Linked DNA regions of Homo sapiens: region 1 is linked to region 2. A link is a loop called in an ENCODE intact Hi-C map of the cell type or tissue named here. Cell type or tissue: PC-3. All regions are shown on one strand.

The links. Peaks named below come from ENCODE experiments on the same cell type or tissue, not always from the same donor. Only the 100,000 strongest peaks of a DNase experiment are listed, where the experiment ranks them.
Region 1: a loop joins it to region 2, with 4 times the contacts of the local background. A loop is called at or near these places in 6 of 110 quality-filtered maps.

Annotation. Positions count from the first base shown.
Region 1 is chr9:107,501,791-107,509,790 of GRCh38, reverse strand. LOC105376206 (a long non-coding RNA gene) reads right to left here and starts at 4,657. Exons shown (of 2, transcript XR_930224.3): 1 at 4,622-4,657. In PC-3, no CTCF peak of the experiment used is centred here; a DNase peak (open chromatin) is centred at 4,920; H3K4me3 peaks cover 1,080 bases; H3K27ac peaks cover 2,270 bases.
Region 2 is chr9:107,736,447-107,744,446 of GRCh38, reverse strand. All of the region lies in intron 1 of LOC105376208 (a long non-coding RNA gene), which reads right to left. Among named protein-coding and RNA genes, the nearest start is that of KLF4, 250 kb to the right of the region's middle. RefSeq lists enhancers at 4,622-5,122, 5,252-5,751, 5,752-6,253. In PC-3, no CTCF peak of the experiment used is centred here; DNase peaks (open chromatin) are centred at 4,536, 5,406 and 5,936; H3K27ac peaks cover 2,909 bases.

The sequences.
Region 1 (8,000 bases), 230 kb after region 2:
TAGTTTTCCCTATGATAAGCTTTGCTACACTGTGCATCCTCCCTCAAAGCAGTGATTGCAGTCTGGTTTTGCTTTTGTGATTATTTGATTAATGTCTTTCTTCTGACAGTAGACTATAAGCTCCTTGTGAGTAGGGATCACATCTATCTTTGTTCGCCATTGATGTTCCGAATGCCCAACCCTGAGCCAGACACATAGCTCGTGCTCCCCAAATATCACACACGTGCGCACGCACACACACACACACACACACACACCCAGAGTTGGTCTTCTAGCTCTTACATTGTTGTAGAGATCATTGCGGAGGCAGATGGTTGAACACAGAGACCTGTGTAAACTTTCCTGTTTGTTTTTCAGGTGGATTACAGTGGAAACACGATGTTGGCCAACCAGAAAGGGAGAAATTCAAAATGGTAAACGGAGCACTCTCACTTGCAGGGCTCTCTGAAGCCTTGACAAACAACACAGAGCCAAAATAAATTTTTTAAAAGTATATCCCAGCAAAGGCATATTGACCTTGTCCTTTCAAGAATTTCCCCAACCATTAGGAAGAAAACCCTTAAGGATGGAAATTTGAAGGGGACTGAGGCAACCAGGTAATATATTATATACGCTGACAGCTTCTTAGAACTGGGAGAACACTGAGACAACGGAAACAAAGGAGAAGCAATCTGTGTTATACTAAAATAAAGGCAAAGCCACTCTAAGAACTGCTTTTGTTTAAGCAGACAACAGATTTTTTTTTTTTTTTTAAGGATCAAAGCTACTTTACAAGCTCAATTTTCAGAAGAGTTGCAAGAAGAGCTAAGGAGATAGAATGTCTCAGCCTTGAGAGCCAGCTCGTCCACTGCTCTTTACCTTTCTAATGTGAGAATATCTAGACCGGGCCACTGCTCATGCCTATAATCCCAGCACTTTGGGAGGCCGAGATGGAAGGATCATTTAAGTCCAGGAAGAAAACATTTTAATAGAATATCTAGGCGAAAGCCTTCCACCCCAAATCAAGAACTGACCTAGCCATCCTCATGAATCCTGACACTCTGGAGCCACAAAGACTGCCTTCTCTCCCTCCTCTTGCTACAAATAAAGAGCTTAGCCATGATGGGCTATGTCACAACCACACTTTCAGGAAGGTCCAGAGCTGAGATTAAGTATCCCCCACCTGTCCTGTGTCTAGGTATGAGAGTCAGCACCTTTTATATGTTGGGTCCAAGTGCACAAATGACTATCTTTCTTTTTTGAGACAGTCTCGCTCTGTCACCCAGGCTGGAGTGCAGTGGCGCGGTCTTGGCTCGCTGCAACCTTGGAGGCCTCCTGAGTTGAAGAGATTCTCCTGCCACAGCCTCCCAAGTAGCTGGGATTACATGCACCCGCCACCACGCCCAGCTAATTTTTGTATTTTTAGTAGAGACAGGGTTTCACCATGTTGGCCAGGCTGGTCTCGAAACTCCTCACCTCAGGTGATCCACCCGCCTGGGCCTCCCAAAGTGCTGGGATTACAGACGTCAGCCACTGCACCCTGCCAAGAGTGACAATTTTAACGTTGTATTGGATTTGTGTATGAGAGCCTCAATCCATTCTGCATACTGTGTCTCTACAGTGAAGTCACAGCCTCAAAGGTGTACTTAATCTTTGTCTGAGAGTCACCAACCCACCTGTGGACTTTAATCACATATCAAAGTCAATTTTTGAACTTTCTTTTTTTTTTTTTTTTGAGATAGAGTCTTGCTCTGTCACCCAGGCTAGAGTGCAGTGGCGCCATCTCAGCTCACTGCAACCTCTGCCTCCCAAGTTCAAGTGATTCTCCTGCCTCAGCCTCCTGAGTAGCTGGGATTACAACCATGTGCCACCACACCGGCTAATTTTGTTTTTTCTTGTATTTTTAGTAGAGACAGGGTTTCACCATGTCGGTCAGGCTGGTCTGGAACTCCTGACCTCATGATCCGCCCACCTTGGCCTCCCAAAGTGCCAGGATTACAGGCGTGAGCCACCATGCCTGGCCACGAGTGACAATCTTAACGGTGGATTGGATTTGCGTATGAGAGCCTCAATCCATTCTGCACACTGTGTCTCTATAGTGAAGTCACAGCCTCAAAAGTCTACTTAATCTTTGTCTGAGAGTCACCAAACCACCTATGGACTTTAATCACATATCAAAGTCAATTTTCAGCTTTCATCTGCCTTCGTGTAGAAGATTCAGAACCTCAACAGGTTCTGAACAGAGCAAACAGCAGACCTAAGCCTCCAAGTGTGTGGTAGCCAAGCTCAGACTAGAGCCCAGGCCTTCCACCTCCGCAGCCAGGCCCTGTCCCTGCCTAGCCTGCTCTGTGGCTAGACAAGACCAAACGTTAAGCCTCTACCTCCCCACAACCAGCATGCCAGGCAAAGCTGACTGGCTGCAAGCTTCGCCTTCAGATCAACCGTTTTCACTCCACATACGCTCTTCTATGGTTTATTATCTCTTAGTGGCTTTTCATCCCCACAGGCATTCCTGAGAAATCTGCAAATAGTAGCAACTTGGAAAACAAGTAGTGAGTCTGTTGGTACTATCTTTTCTTCAATATTAACTTGTTTACAGGCAGCCTAAACGGATTGTGCTGCATTGGTCTTGAACACCAAGACAACAGTATTTTGGCTGGCCCCAAGCTCTTTGAGGGCAAGAACTATGTCTGATTTATTGGTGAGACCCTGGTGCCAAGGTACCTGTCTGGCTTATAGTAGGATAACAAAATAAGAGGCTGTCCGAAACTCACACAAAATTTGAAATTGAAGCCAGGGAGAACTGGGTGAGAATCCTTAAGCAGAAGGTTACAAAGTTACCTAATCTCTGTGGGCCTCAATTATTCTCATAATTATTCTCATATAAAATAAAACAGGCATTCAGGCGCGGTGGCTCATGCCTGTAATCCCAGCACTTTGGGAGGGCGAGGCGGGCGGATCATGAGGTGAAGCATTTGAGACCAGCCTGACCAACATGGTGAAACCCCCATCTCTACTAAAAATACAAAAATTAGCCGGGTGTGGTGGCACATGCCTGTAATCCCAGCTACTCAGAAGGCTGAGGCAGGAGAATTGCTTGAACCTGAGAGGCGGAGGTTGCAGTGAGCCGAGATCGTGCCACTGCACTCTAGCCTGAGCGACAGAGCGAGACTCCATCTCAGAAAAATAAATAAAATAAAATAAAATAATACAGGCCAGGTGCAGTGGCTCACACCTGTAATAGCACTTTAGGAGGCCTAGGCAGGAGGACTGCTTGAAGCTAGGAGTTTGAGACTAGCCTGGGAAACAAAGCAAGACTCTGCCTCTACAAAAAATTGAAAAATTAGCCAGGCATGGTGGCACGCACCTGTAGTCCCAGCTACTTGGGAGGCTGAGGTGGGGGGATCCCTTGAGTCCAAGAATTTGAGGTTACAATGAGCTATGATTGTGCCCACTGTGCTCCAGCCTGGGCAACAGAGCAAGACCCTGCCTCTTAAAAATAAAATAAATAGGCTGGGCACGGTGGCTCACACCTGTAATCCCAGCACTTCAGGAGGCTGAGGCGTCTGAGACCAGCCTGACCAACACGGTGAAACCCCGTCGCTACTAAATACAAAATTAGCTGGGCATGGTGGCGTGTGCCTGTAATCCCAGCTACTCAGGAGGCTGAGGCAGGAGAATCGCTTGAACCCAGGAGGAGGGGGTTGCAGTGAGCTAAGATCACACCACTGCACCCAGCCTGGGCAACAGAGCAAGATTCTGTCTCAAAAAATAATAATAATAAAATAAAATAAACAGGCCAGGTGCGGTGGCTCATGCCTGTAATCCCAGCACTTTGGGAGGCAGATCACCTGAGGTCAGGAGTTCAAGACCAGCATGGCCAACGTGGCGAAACCCTGTCTCTACTAAAAAATACGAAAATTAGCTGGGTGTGGTGGTGGGCACCTGTAGTCCCAGCTACTCAGGAGGCTGAGGCAGGGAGAATTGCTTGAACCCGGGAGACGGAGGTTGCAGTGAGCCGAGATTGTGCCACTGCACTCCAGCCTGGGCAACAGAGTGAGACTCCGTCTCAAAAATAAATAAATAAAAATAAAAATAAAATAAATAATAAATAAAAGTAAATAAAGTCCAGGCGCAACGGCTCCTGCCTGTCATCCCAGCACTTTGGGAGGCCGAGGTGGGCGGATTGTCTGAGCTCAGGAGTTTGAGACCAGCCTGAGCAACACGGTGAAACCCCGTCCGTCTCTACTAAAACACAAAAACTTAGCCAGGTGTGGCAGCATGCACCTGTAGTCCCAGCTACTCGGGAGGCTGAGGCAGGAGAATCGCTTGAACCCAGGATGTAGAGTTCGCACAGTGAGCTGAGATTGCGCCATTGCACTCCAGCCTGGGCAACAGAGCAAGACTCCATCTCCAAAAAAAAGGAAATAAAATAAAATAATACAAATACCACCTACCTTATAGAATTGCTATGAGAACAGAATGAGATAACAATGTATATGGAGCACCAGGCAAAGTCATAGCCCTGACAATGACCATGTCCCCCGTCAATGTTAATGCAATGAAAGGATGAAGTCAAAGTCAGAGTTGTTCTTTTCTAGGAGACGAGCAAGAAATAAAAAGAAGCAACGAATGCAATTACCCAGCCTGTGAGTGGTCAGTGTTTCTTTTGCTACTTGTTGTCTGAGCTTACAGCCTTCTTTTAAAGCTGGTCCTGCCTCGTCTCCCAGCTTTTGCTTCATCTTTCTGTGAAGTCATAACTCTGGGCTGACTCTGTCTATTGACACAGAGAGGCTGTGAGTCACAAATTCAACAGGATGACTTTGCTGCAGGGTGATTGACTGGAAAATGTTCCCTCATCTGAAAAAATCTTTTTTTCAAGCAAATGGACATGCTTATTTTTGCAGCATGGAGTGCAGGCTCTTTATTTATTTGATATTGGTTTCTTGACATTCAAGTTGACCAAGGGAGGGCTCACGATAGTCATAATTTTGCCTTGTGAAGTGATATATACTTTCCCCCTCCCTCCCCTTCTCCCTTCCTGCTGACTATTATATCTAAAACAAACAGTCCCAGCACAATAGTTAGATTGCACTTGAATTTGGTGTTTACTTGACATTTACACACTGGCCATGCTGGACAGCTCAGTCATTCCAGAACAGGGCCCGGCCAGCAAGGATTGTGTTCTCCTTGTGCTCAACCCTGAGCAGGACAAGATCCTGAGACAGCTAGACAGCGTCTTGAGAAAGTGTTTTTGCTGACTCTTATGCCTGAATTACTCTTACACCTGAGTAAGTGTATGTTAGGGGAGAGGAGGGTATCAGAATGTCTTCAGTCTTGCCAGAAAATCTCTCCCTTACCCACGTGGGGCAAACTGGTGGTACCACTCTGCCTCTTCTTAAATCCAACTCGAACACTGCCCAGTGCTAAATCTCCTCAGGACTGGCTGGAGATTACTAATTTGATCAATTTCATCTCCAGTTCTTTCATTTCCTCCTCTGTGTGATAGAATTAATAAACTTTAGGCCAGGCACAGTGAATCACGCCTGTGATCTCAGCACTTTGGGAGGCTGAGGTAGAAGGATTGCTTGAGGCCAGGAGTTTGAGACCAGCCTGAGCAACACTGCGAGACCCCATCTCTACAAAAAACTTTTTGAAAGTAGCCAGGCTTAATGGTGGCTTCCTGAAGTCCTAGTTGCTCAGGAAGCTGAAAGGGGAGGATCACTTGAGCCTAGGTATTTGAGGTTGCAGTGAGCTATGATCATGCCACTGCACTCCAGCCTAGGCAATGGAGTGAGACCTTGACTCTAAAAATTAATAAAATAATAATAATAATACCTACTTTGCAGGATTATTTTGGGTATAACATATGCAAAGTATATGGGGAAGTTTCAGGCTTTTTAAAGGTTCTCTAAAAGTGTTGGTTCTCGGCTGGGCGCGGTGGCTCACGCCTGTAATCCCAGCACTTTGGGAGGCCAAGGCGGGTGGATCACGAGGTCAGGAGTTTGAGACCAGCCTGGCCAACACAGTGAAACCCTGTCTCTACTAAAAATACAAAAAATTAGCCGGGCATGGTGGCGGGCGCCTGTAATCCCAGCTGCTCAGGAGGCTGAGGCAAGAGAATGGCTTGAACCCAGGAGGCGGAGGTTGCAGTGAGACGACATTGTGCCATTGTACTCCAGACTGGGTGACAGAGAGAGACTCCGTTTCAAAAAAAAAAAAAGTTGGTTTTCACCCTCTTCTGAGGTCCATGCTTCTGGTTTCAAAAGGTAGATGGGCTCATAAAAGTAAAGTGTCAGGGCCAGGTGCGGTGGCTCACGCCGGTAATCCCAACAGTTTGCGGAAGCTGAGGCAGGTGGATCACCTGAGGTCAGGAGTTCCAGACTACAGGGTGCCTGTAATCTCAGCTATTAGGGAGGCTGAGGCAGGAGAATTGCTTGAACTCGGGCAATAGAGGTTGCAGTGAGCCGAGACAAAGCCACCACACTCCAGCCTTGGCGATAGAGACTCTGTCTCAAAAAAAAAAATCAATAAATCAATACATGTGTATTTTAAATAAAATCCGCAGCCTGCCTCTCCAGATATGACCACAATTCAGTTTGAAGTATAAGTCTTCACATTTTTTATACATATGTGAAAATAATAAAATTTATTTATTTATTTATTTACATAGGGCCTTGCTTTGTTGCCTGGGTTGGACTGTAGTGGCATGCTCATGGCTCACTGCAGCCTCGACCTCCTGGGTTCAAGTGGTCCTCCCACCTCAATCTCCTGAGTAGCTGGGACCACAGGTTCTTGCCATCACATCTGGTTCATTACTTTTTGTAGAGATGAGTTCTCACTATGTTACCCACACTGGTCTGGAACTCCTGAACTCAAGGGATCCTCCCACCTTGGCCTCTCAAAGTGCTGGGATTACAGTTATGTGCCACCATGTCCAGCCCAATCTCCTTTCGATGGACATTTAGATTGTTTCCAACTTTTCATTACTACAGAATTTCCATGTGTACTCTTATTCACTTATTTCCTTAGGCTCAATTCATAGAAATTGATTTACATTTCAACCATTTCAAATTGTTCCTCAAAAAATTTACATCAGTTTACATTCTCATCAGCAAGATATCAACATGTTGGTTTCCTTACGTACTAACCAGTACCGAATATTATGATCTTAATCTTTCAAATGTTAACATCTACATAATCAGCTTTTGGCTGGTGAAACTTTCATGGCAGTTAGTTTGCACTTCCTTGAAACTCTGAAGATATGGAAATTGTACATTATTAGAATATAATTGGAAGCCTCCACTTTGCACAGATGAAAGGGGCCTAGGGAACAGAGGTAACTTACCCATGCCACACATTGGCAGAGCTGGGACAAGAAAACACAAGTCCTAACTCCTAGTCAAGTCCAAGCCTCCTTCCCTGCATCAGACAGCAATGACACAGGAAACCCTGACACATCACTTCTTTTTTTTTTTTTTTGAGACAGTTTCGCTCTTGTCGCCCAGACTGGGGTGCAATGGCATGATCTTGGCTCACCGGGTTCTAACGATTCTTCTGCCTCAGGCTCCCAAGTAGTTGGGATTACAGGTGCCCACCACCATGCCCGGCTTAATTTTTGTATTTTTAGTAGAGACGGAGTTTCACCATGTTGGCCAGGTTGGTCTCGAACTCCTGACCTCATGATCCACCTGTCTTGGCCTCCTAAAGTGCTGGGATTACAGGCGTGAGCGACCATGCCCAGCCGTATTGATTTATTTTTTTTAAAATAAGCACGCATTTTGAAACCAGAAAAAAAAATGTACATTTAAAAAATGAAATAACAGACCGGGTGCGGTGGCTCATGCCCGTAATCCTAGCACTTTGGGAGGCCAAGGCGGGCGGATTGTATGAGCTCAGGAGTTCGAGACCAGCCTGGCCAACATATAGTGAAACCCCGTCTCTGCTAAAAAATGCAAAAATTAGTTGGGCGCGCCAGGTGCAGTGGCTCACGCCTGTAATCCCAGCACTTTGGGAGGCCA
Region 2 (8,000 bases):
GAATCAGAGCAATCCTACAAAGCATTCCTTTGTATGGCTTTAGCAAATTACTTTATCATTTTGAATCTCAAAATAGGAAATACCAGAATTATTGAGTTTCCTCACTGAGTGGTTGAGCCTTTAAAACGGTTCTAGCCAAGCCGTTAGGTGTGTAGTCTCAGGGGTCAAACCTGGTTTGCCAACTCTGTCATTCTGGGACCACGCAACTGTTGAAATCCCCAGTTCTCCCACCTGTAAAATGAGCATGATCACATTTCCTTTGTTGTTGTGTGAATGAAAAGGGATAATGCATGTAAAAAGATTAGCACAGAGCAGGGCATGGTGGCATGTGCCTGTAGTTCAAGCTACTTGGGAGGCTGAGGGAGGAGGATCACTTGAGCCCAGGAATTTAAATCTGCAGTGAGCTATGATCATGTCACTGCACTCTAGCCTGGGTAACAGAACAAGACCTCGACTCTAAAAAAATTTTTGAATAAATACATAAATAAAAATAATGTTTTATTTTTTGTTTTGTTTTTGTTTTTGTTTTTGAGACAGAGTCTCGCTCTGCCGCCCAGGCTGGAGTGCAGTGGCGCGATCTCAGCTCACTGCAAGCTCCGCCTTCCGGGTTCACGCCATTCTCCTGCCTCAGCCTCCCGAGTAGCTGGGACCACAGGCGCCCGCCACTACGCCCAGCTAATTTTTTGTATTTTTAGTAGAGACGGGGTTTCACTGTGTTAGCCTTGATGGTCTCGATCTCCTGACCTCATGATCCACCCGCCTTGGCCTCCCAAAGTGCTGGGATTACAGGCGTGAGGCCACCGTGCCCGGCCATAAAAATAAATTGGAACAAATAATAATAAATAGGCTGGGCTTGGTGGCTCATGCCTGACATCCCAGCATTTTGGGAAGCCAAGCCGGGCGGATCACTTGAGGTCAAGAGTTCGAGACCAGCCTGGCTAACATGGTGAAACCCCGTCTCTACTAAAAAATATAAAAAATTAGCCAGGTGCTATGTCTCATGCCTGTAATCCCAGCTACACGGGAGGCTGAGGCATGAGAATCCCTTGAACCCGGGAGGTGGAGGTAGCAGTGAGCTGAGATTGGGCCACTGCACCCCAGCCTGGTCCCAAATAGATAAACAAATAAGTAAATACTAAAAAATAATGGTTAGCACAGTGCCAGCACGTAGTAAGCACACAATACATGATATTATTATCTGTATTAATTGATAGGATAACTCCCTGACACATGCGACTCTATCAGAACTGCAAGCTCATTCCATGTTCTTGCCTCACACACTCCCAAAGGTCTCAGGGACCACACAGATTCCAGGCCCATGTAGTGCCCCCTCCCAGAGCTCCATATTTTGAGAAGGAAAGAACTGCCAAAGAAAAATCCAACTGCATGCTTTTCCTATCAAAGAGAAAAACAAAAAAATGCAAAACACTTGCCGGAACACACCAGTTTTCTTCCCAGAACTTCTTAAAATTCTATGGGCCTTTCCGTCATATTCCTGGCCTATGCCTGCCACCAGGATATTTCCCGGCAGATATCGCTGGTGCCCCCAACCAGGCTCCAAGGAGAAGGAAAGGAAGGTCCTGCCAGGTACAGACGTGCCCAAGGCAGAGCTGCGCTCATCTTCTGGGCCTCATTGGCCTGCAGGGAAGGCAGAGCAGGCTTTGGGCTGCATCCAGAGTTCTCAGGAAGAAGCCCTGTTCATCTCCAGAACAGGAGACGTAAGGCTTTCCCACCACCCTGGGCATCCTGCCACCCTGCTCCTCTGGAGAGAGAAGCTCCTATGATCAACCAGAGCACCCATCGCTTCCCATGCCTCCTGGCCTTGTTCTGCTTTCTCATCTGGGAAAAGCCAAGGCTTTGTGCAAAACCCTCTTTGTGCCCTGGGGAGGGGCACTTAATCCTCACAGTGCAGCAGGAAGAGGGTGCTGGACCCACTGCTGGAGCTCCCTAAGGGCAGGGGCTGCTCAGACTCATCACTGCATGATGGGAGCTGACAGCAACCCTCCTAGCACAAATGAGGTGCTTTGAAAATGGTAGCTGCTTGAGCAGCTTATCAAGTTCTGGAGCAGTTAGATGGAAGCAGAAGAGATTGGCCCTCAGTAAGTAGCAACTGGCACCAGGCACTGTATTTTCTCATTTAATTCTCATGCTAACCCTGGAGCTATGTCTTCATAGCTCCACTTCGTAGACAAGTAAATTGAGGCTTAGAAATAACTTGATCCAAGTTGCAGGAGTAGAAAGTGGCAGCGCTGGAATGAAACCAGGTTTTTCTGACCCCAAGCCTCTTTCCCATGACAGCCCCTGCCTCTCTGGAAAGGGAGATCTGGGTCTCCGTGTTGACAAGCCTGCGGCCTGCAGACCTTGCCCACAGCACTATGCCAGGCATGGGGAGGGGGACTGAGTTCTGACCAGGAAGGCAACGCAGGGAGAAAATGCAGAATGAGGACAACAGCAAGTGGCATCGAGGAGCTGGGAGCAGGGAGGCGCAGAGGGCACGGCACAAATGTGATCTGTGAATCTGTGCAAAAGGGCTTTGGACATCCAGGCCACACAAATGCCAGGCACTAACTCCCCTCACCTCTTTGGAAGTCAGGAAGACTCTACACAGGAGGGACCTCTGAAATCCAGATAAATTGAGGGAGTAAAGGAATAATAACAAAAATCAGAGCTGCCATTGATAAATTACCTATGCCGTCCAGATATTCCACTAGGTACTGTAAATACATCATTGCATTTAATTCTCACAACTCCAAGAGGTGAGAGTTATGATTCCCATTTTACACTTGAGAAAATTGGGGCTCAGGTCAGGTCACTGACCCATAGCTGGCAAGTGGCAGAGTCAGAATTTGCACTCACATTTGACTGATTCCAGTGACTGCCCTATTCATAAGCCCCAAAGGCTACAGATACCGGCAGATTATGCACATGAGGAAAGCAGGGTGGGCTTAATAGGAAGAGGTGGAGAGAGCAGAAAACCCCAGAGCATGTGCTTCATCTAAAGGGGCAGCTGCTCCTCAGCTTCAGCCAATTCTTGCCATTTGAGAATGTGGATCCAGTGTGGCCAGATCTTTCCATGTCAAGATAAGCCAGAAATCATTTATATTTCTGGGTGTAAAATCTGATTTTTAAATACTGGAGAATAATGTTTAAATTGTTTAAACACATAGAAAACTAAACAAGTCCTGTCTGAAAGACAGATATGGCCTCAGGTCAACATTTTGCAATCTCTGTTCCGCAATGTGGGGTGGCAGAGGGCACCCCATCCCTAGAGATGTCAAGCATATTCTGAACAACAGACCCCAGGGGATGGTGGAGAAGCAACTGGAGGGGATGCTGCTGAGGACGGACCTGGTAACCTTTAAGATTCCTTCAAAGGTTTGAGACCAGCCTGGCCAACATGGTGAAACCCTGTCTGTACTAAAAAAATTAAAAAATTAGCCAGATATGGTGGCGGGCACCTGTAATCCCAGCTTCTTGGGAGGCTGAGACTTGAGACTCACTTGAACCTGGGAGGCGGAGGTTGCAGTGAGCCAAGATCACCCCACTGCACTCCAGCATGGGGCTACAAAGTGAGACTCTGTCTTAAAAAAAAAAAAAAAAAAAAAAAGATTCCTCCAAAGCTTGAGACTGCATGAATCCAGGAATTGGCAGAGTGGAGATGGGCGGGATCCCTAAGCAAGGCAAACACTATGAGCAGAGGCGTGGAGCCAGGAACAGTCCTTTTGTCTTCATTCACTCCCTATTCTGAAAGCCTTCATGTCTTCCCCCTGTCTCCTCATTTTGGTGATGGCTCTGCCCTAAATCCCTGGCCTAACCATCAGTTGCAATGGCTCCAGGGAAAGGCACCCTCACCGCTTCCTAGACCTGCCTCCAGATCTCTCTCCACCTGCCTCAGCCCTGCCTCTCCTCTCTGAGCCACCTCTCCAAACTCTCATCTTATGTGTAATTTTAGCTACCCAACCCAGGTGACCCAGACGATGGTGGCCTGCCATTTGTCTTTTCTCTTCCAGATAATCCACATGCCCCAAATATTTATTCCCCAAGTACTCATTGCACCCCCACTATCCGTAGAGCTCTGTGCTAGGCATGTAGGGTGCCGCTGGGAACAAGACAGATGCCATTGTCTAGTCCAGTGCTGGCCATGCGGGGACTGCTCAGCAAAGACTTTTGCTAAATGGAAACAAGTGATGATAAAGTGGAAAGACTTTTGACCTCCCCCATCTCTCTGGCTTCAAGACCCTGCATCTCTTCACCCTACAGACACCCAGTCCTGTCGATCCTACTTCCTTACTATCTCTCCCAGGCATTCAAGGAGGCACAGTGGGGAAAAGCCCTGAGGACCCGAGAAGAAGGTAGTTACAGGTGGCATCTTTTCTTTTTTTTTTTTAATGTTCTCACTCCCCCACCCACCATGGCAAAGGTCCCACTTGCAGACACACTCCTCCTGAAGTTGGAAGCTGGCCTTGCCTCTGCCATGGCAGGCAGCCCTGAGTCAGCTGCCAGGACCTGGGGTGGAGTACAAATAGCCCCAGGCCCCTTCAGGCAGACCAAGAGCCAGCAACTCACCCCCTGGGCACCCAGCCAGGCTTCCTTCAAGCCAGGGCCTGAGCACATGGACCCTAATCGGCGAAACCCCCCACCCTTCCTTTGCAAACACCCTTGTGGTCAGCTCAGGGCGGGCCGACAGGCAGAGCTGATCTCCCCCGTGCTCCCTGAAAGCCTCCACACTGAAGGAGCTGGCGCAGGACCGCTCAACCCCGGCCAAGAGCAGCCCGGCCATCTGAGAAGGGCTGGGAGCTGCCCTCTGGACAAGGAGCGGAGCTCCGGGATCTGAATAGGACGCTGACTCTGGTGGACTCCCGCCTGCATGTCCTCCAGTCCTCTGCTCAAAGGCCTGCTCCCACCTACTGCGATTACACACATACACCCCAGCACTCCTGTTTATGCCCCTTATCATGCTTTATTTTTTTATAGGATTAAAAAAAATTTTGTTTTGCCATTTGGCATATCATAATGTATATTATTCATTTGTGGGAAATTCACTAGGATGAAAGTTCTATGAGGACAGCAATCTTTTTGTTCTATTCCCTACTATATCCCATTTCTAGCTGCTAATAGGTGCTCAGTAAACATTTGAAGGAGGAGGAAGGAAAAGAAGGAAGAAAGGGAGGGTGGGAGGGAGAATCTTTAGAGAGGGTAGGTCTGGTTAGCCTTCTTCTCTTCCCGGCTGGCATCTCTCCTTCAGAACTACCCCAGACTGGTGGCCTTATAACCTTTTGGAGAAATGACTTTAGCAGCCACTTTTTAAACTTCCATTTATCCCATTTATCTGGGGCTCACTCTGTGTCAGGCAGTACAGATAGATGATCTCACTTGATCTTCTCAACAACTCTGAGGTCTGTGTCATTGCTTTGACTCAGGCTTTCTCAACCTCAGCCCTAGTGACAATCGAAGCCGACAGGTCCCTATTGTGGAGGGCTGTGCTGTGCATTGCAGGACATGTGGCAGCATCCCTGGCCCCAACCCACCAGATACCACCAGTACCCTTACTCCTAGTGTGACAACCAAAAATGTCTCCAGACATTGCTAAGTGTCCCTTGGGGTGGCAGGCAAAATTGCTTCATTTGAGAACCTCTGTGTTAACTCCACAAAGGGGGAAACAGGCTCAGAGAAGCTAAGGAAGTTGCTGGAGGCCATGACAGAGGAAGGAATCCCACCTAGGTCTGCCTTGCTTCAAAGCCAGCGTTCCCTCCGTTCTGCCAGGCCATCCTCCCTCGGCAGGCAGGGCTCACGGTCCAGGGAACTGTTACTGAGAGGCCTCTGCCCAGCCTCTGCCCAGCCCCTGCCTGTGTCCCAACGACGACAGAGCAAGGCCCCTGACGTGCGAGAAGAGCCTTCCCCAGCAGCCGCCGCTGAGTTTAAGGCCAAGCAGCTTGAAAAACACTTACTCATACCCTGGCCATGACGGGGAAACATCACGAATGATAAATCATATCTCTTAATTATCTGTGATTTCTGAGGCCGGCCAAAATTTCCTTTTCATGACAAATATTTGCTCTGAGATTTCTTTTCCCCTGAAAAAGAGAAGCAATGCAAGGAGATCCCTGGGGCTGGTCTCCCAAGTGGGAATCCCAGCATCTCTGATCAGCCCTCTTGTCCCACCCAAGCTGTCTGGAGCTAGGTTCCTGCCTGGGCATGCCTCTTCCCTCCACGCTCCAAGTAGTAAAATCCCCAGGTTTCTGTTTTGTTTTGTGTTTTTCGTTTTCTTGGAAGGGTGCCTGAATTGGAGATGTTTACTCACTTAAATGAGACCTATTTGAAATTACTCTGAGGGCGGGAGGAAGACAGAAAATAAAAGGGCATAGGGCCCAGGGTGAAAAGGCCAGGGTTCGAGTCAACTTGAAACTGCTGCAGGAAAATTTACCCCACTAGTCTAGCACCTCTTGGCATGATAAGGAGAGTGCCCAGTCTTCTCAGCCCCCATAACTTCTGGCCCTTCACCCTGCGGGGCTCCTTCTAGCTTCATCTTCCCCACTCTTCCCTTAGGGTGAGCCCCTTTACTAGCTTTTAAATACGATTTTTCACAGGTTTTTGTCTTTGCAGTGAATGCTTTTCCCTATTTTCTGCCCATAAAACTCCTATTCCTCTTCCGTAACCCAATATAAATGTCCCTTTCTTTGCCAATCCTTGCCCCACCCCGGGTAGAATTCATCTCTCCCTCTCCATGATTCCTCAGTAGTTTACACAGACATCAGTTTTACTTGGTTTATACTCTCTTGGAGATATGCATGTACCAGGCCTCTGGAGTCCAGGGGAAAAGCTGAGTGGGCGACCAGAGCAAGCCAACCGCCACTGGAGACAGAAAAAGACATTCAGGTTTTTTCGCTCCAGGGCTTTCCTGTCCACCCAGCTTGGTTTTCCCTGGTCCACTAACATGTATGACTGTCCTGGGCGCATCTGCTAGAACAAATTGCAGAGGAGCTTTGCAGCAGTCAGAAACTCTGATCCTATTTTGTTCTACATTCTGAAGCAGGTGACATGGGCCACCACATTCTTCTCTCTTTTCCTTCCTTCCTTCCTTTCTTCCTTTTCTTTCTTTTCTTTTCTTTTCTTTTTTTTTTTTTTTTGGCAGAGTCTTGCTCTGTTGCCCAGGCTGGAGTACAGTGGCATGATCTCAGATCACTATAGCCTCAACCTCCTGGGCCCAAGCAATCCTCCCACCTCAGCCTCCTGAGTAGCTAGGACTGCAGCCATGCACCACCATTCTCAGTTATTTTTTAATTTTTGTAGAAATGGGGTTTTGCTATGTTGCCCAGGCTGCTCTCAAACTTCTGAGCTCAAGGGATCCTCCTGCCTCAGCCCCTCAAAGTGCTGGGATTACAGCCACGCACCACCATGTCAGCCAGGCCACCACCACTTTCTATGAGAATATTCTGGGTTCTGGTTACACTCACGTGCCATTGTCATGAAGCTAGGCTCATTGAAGGCACTTGACCATAGTCCATCTCAATCTCTCTCCTCTTGGCATAAAAATATGGAGTGAGCAGAGTGGGGTGCCTGGTCCTGGCTGAAAGAAAGCAGAGAGCTGATATCCATCTCTGCAGGTCAGCCTCCCACTACAAATTCACAGCCACCCTACTGACTACCCACGAGCTCTGCTGAGACTCAAGGATGCTTCTCTTCTGCTCCAGTCCTAGTGATGAGGGAAGAGCAGGTCAAAAGGCCTGCCTCAGCCACCCAGAGCCAGCTCCTGCCCTTCAACAAATCCTGAAGTGCCACAGCTTATACCCAGAGAGTACCATCATACTTCCTTTGACTTGCACTGCCAATGAGAACCAGCATCTGTGGTCCCTTGCAGAAGCTGGGTTGCAGTTGGTCTGCAGAGCTCTGCTTGGCAGGCAGGCATGATGTGCGTCTGCTGGAGGTAGCACAGTGAGGCACCCTTACTCCATTATCTCCCCAATGTCCTGAGTTTATAAAACAGCAAATAGATCTGGAAT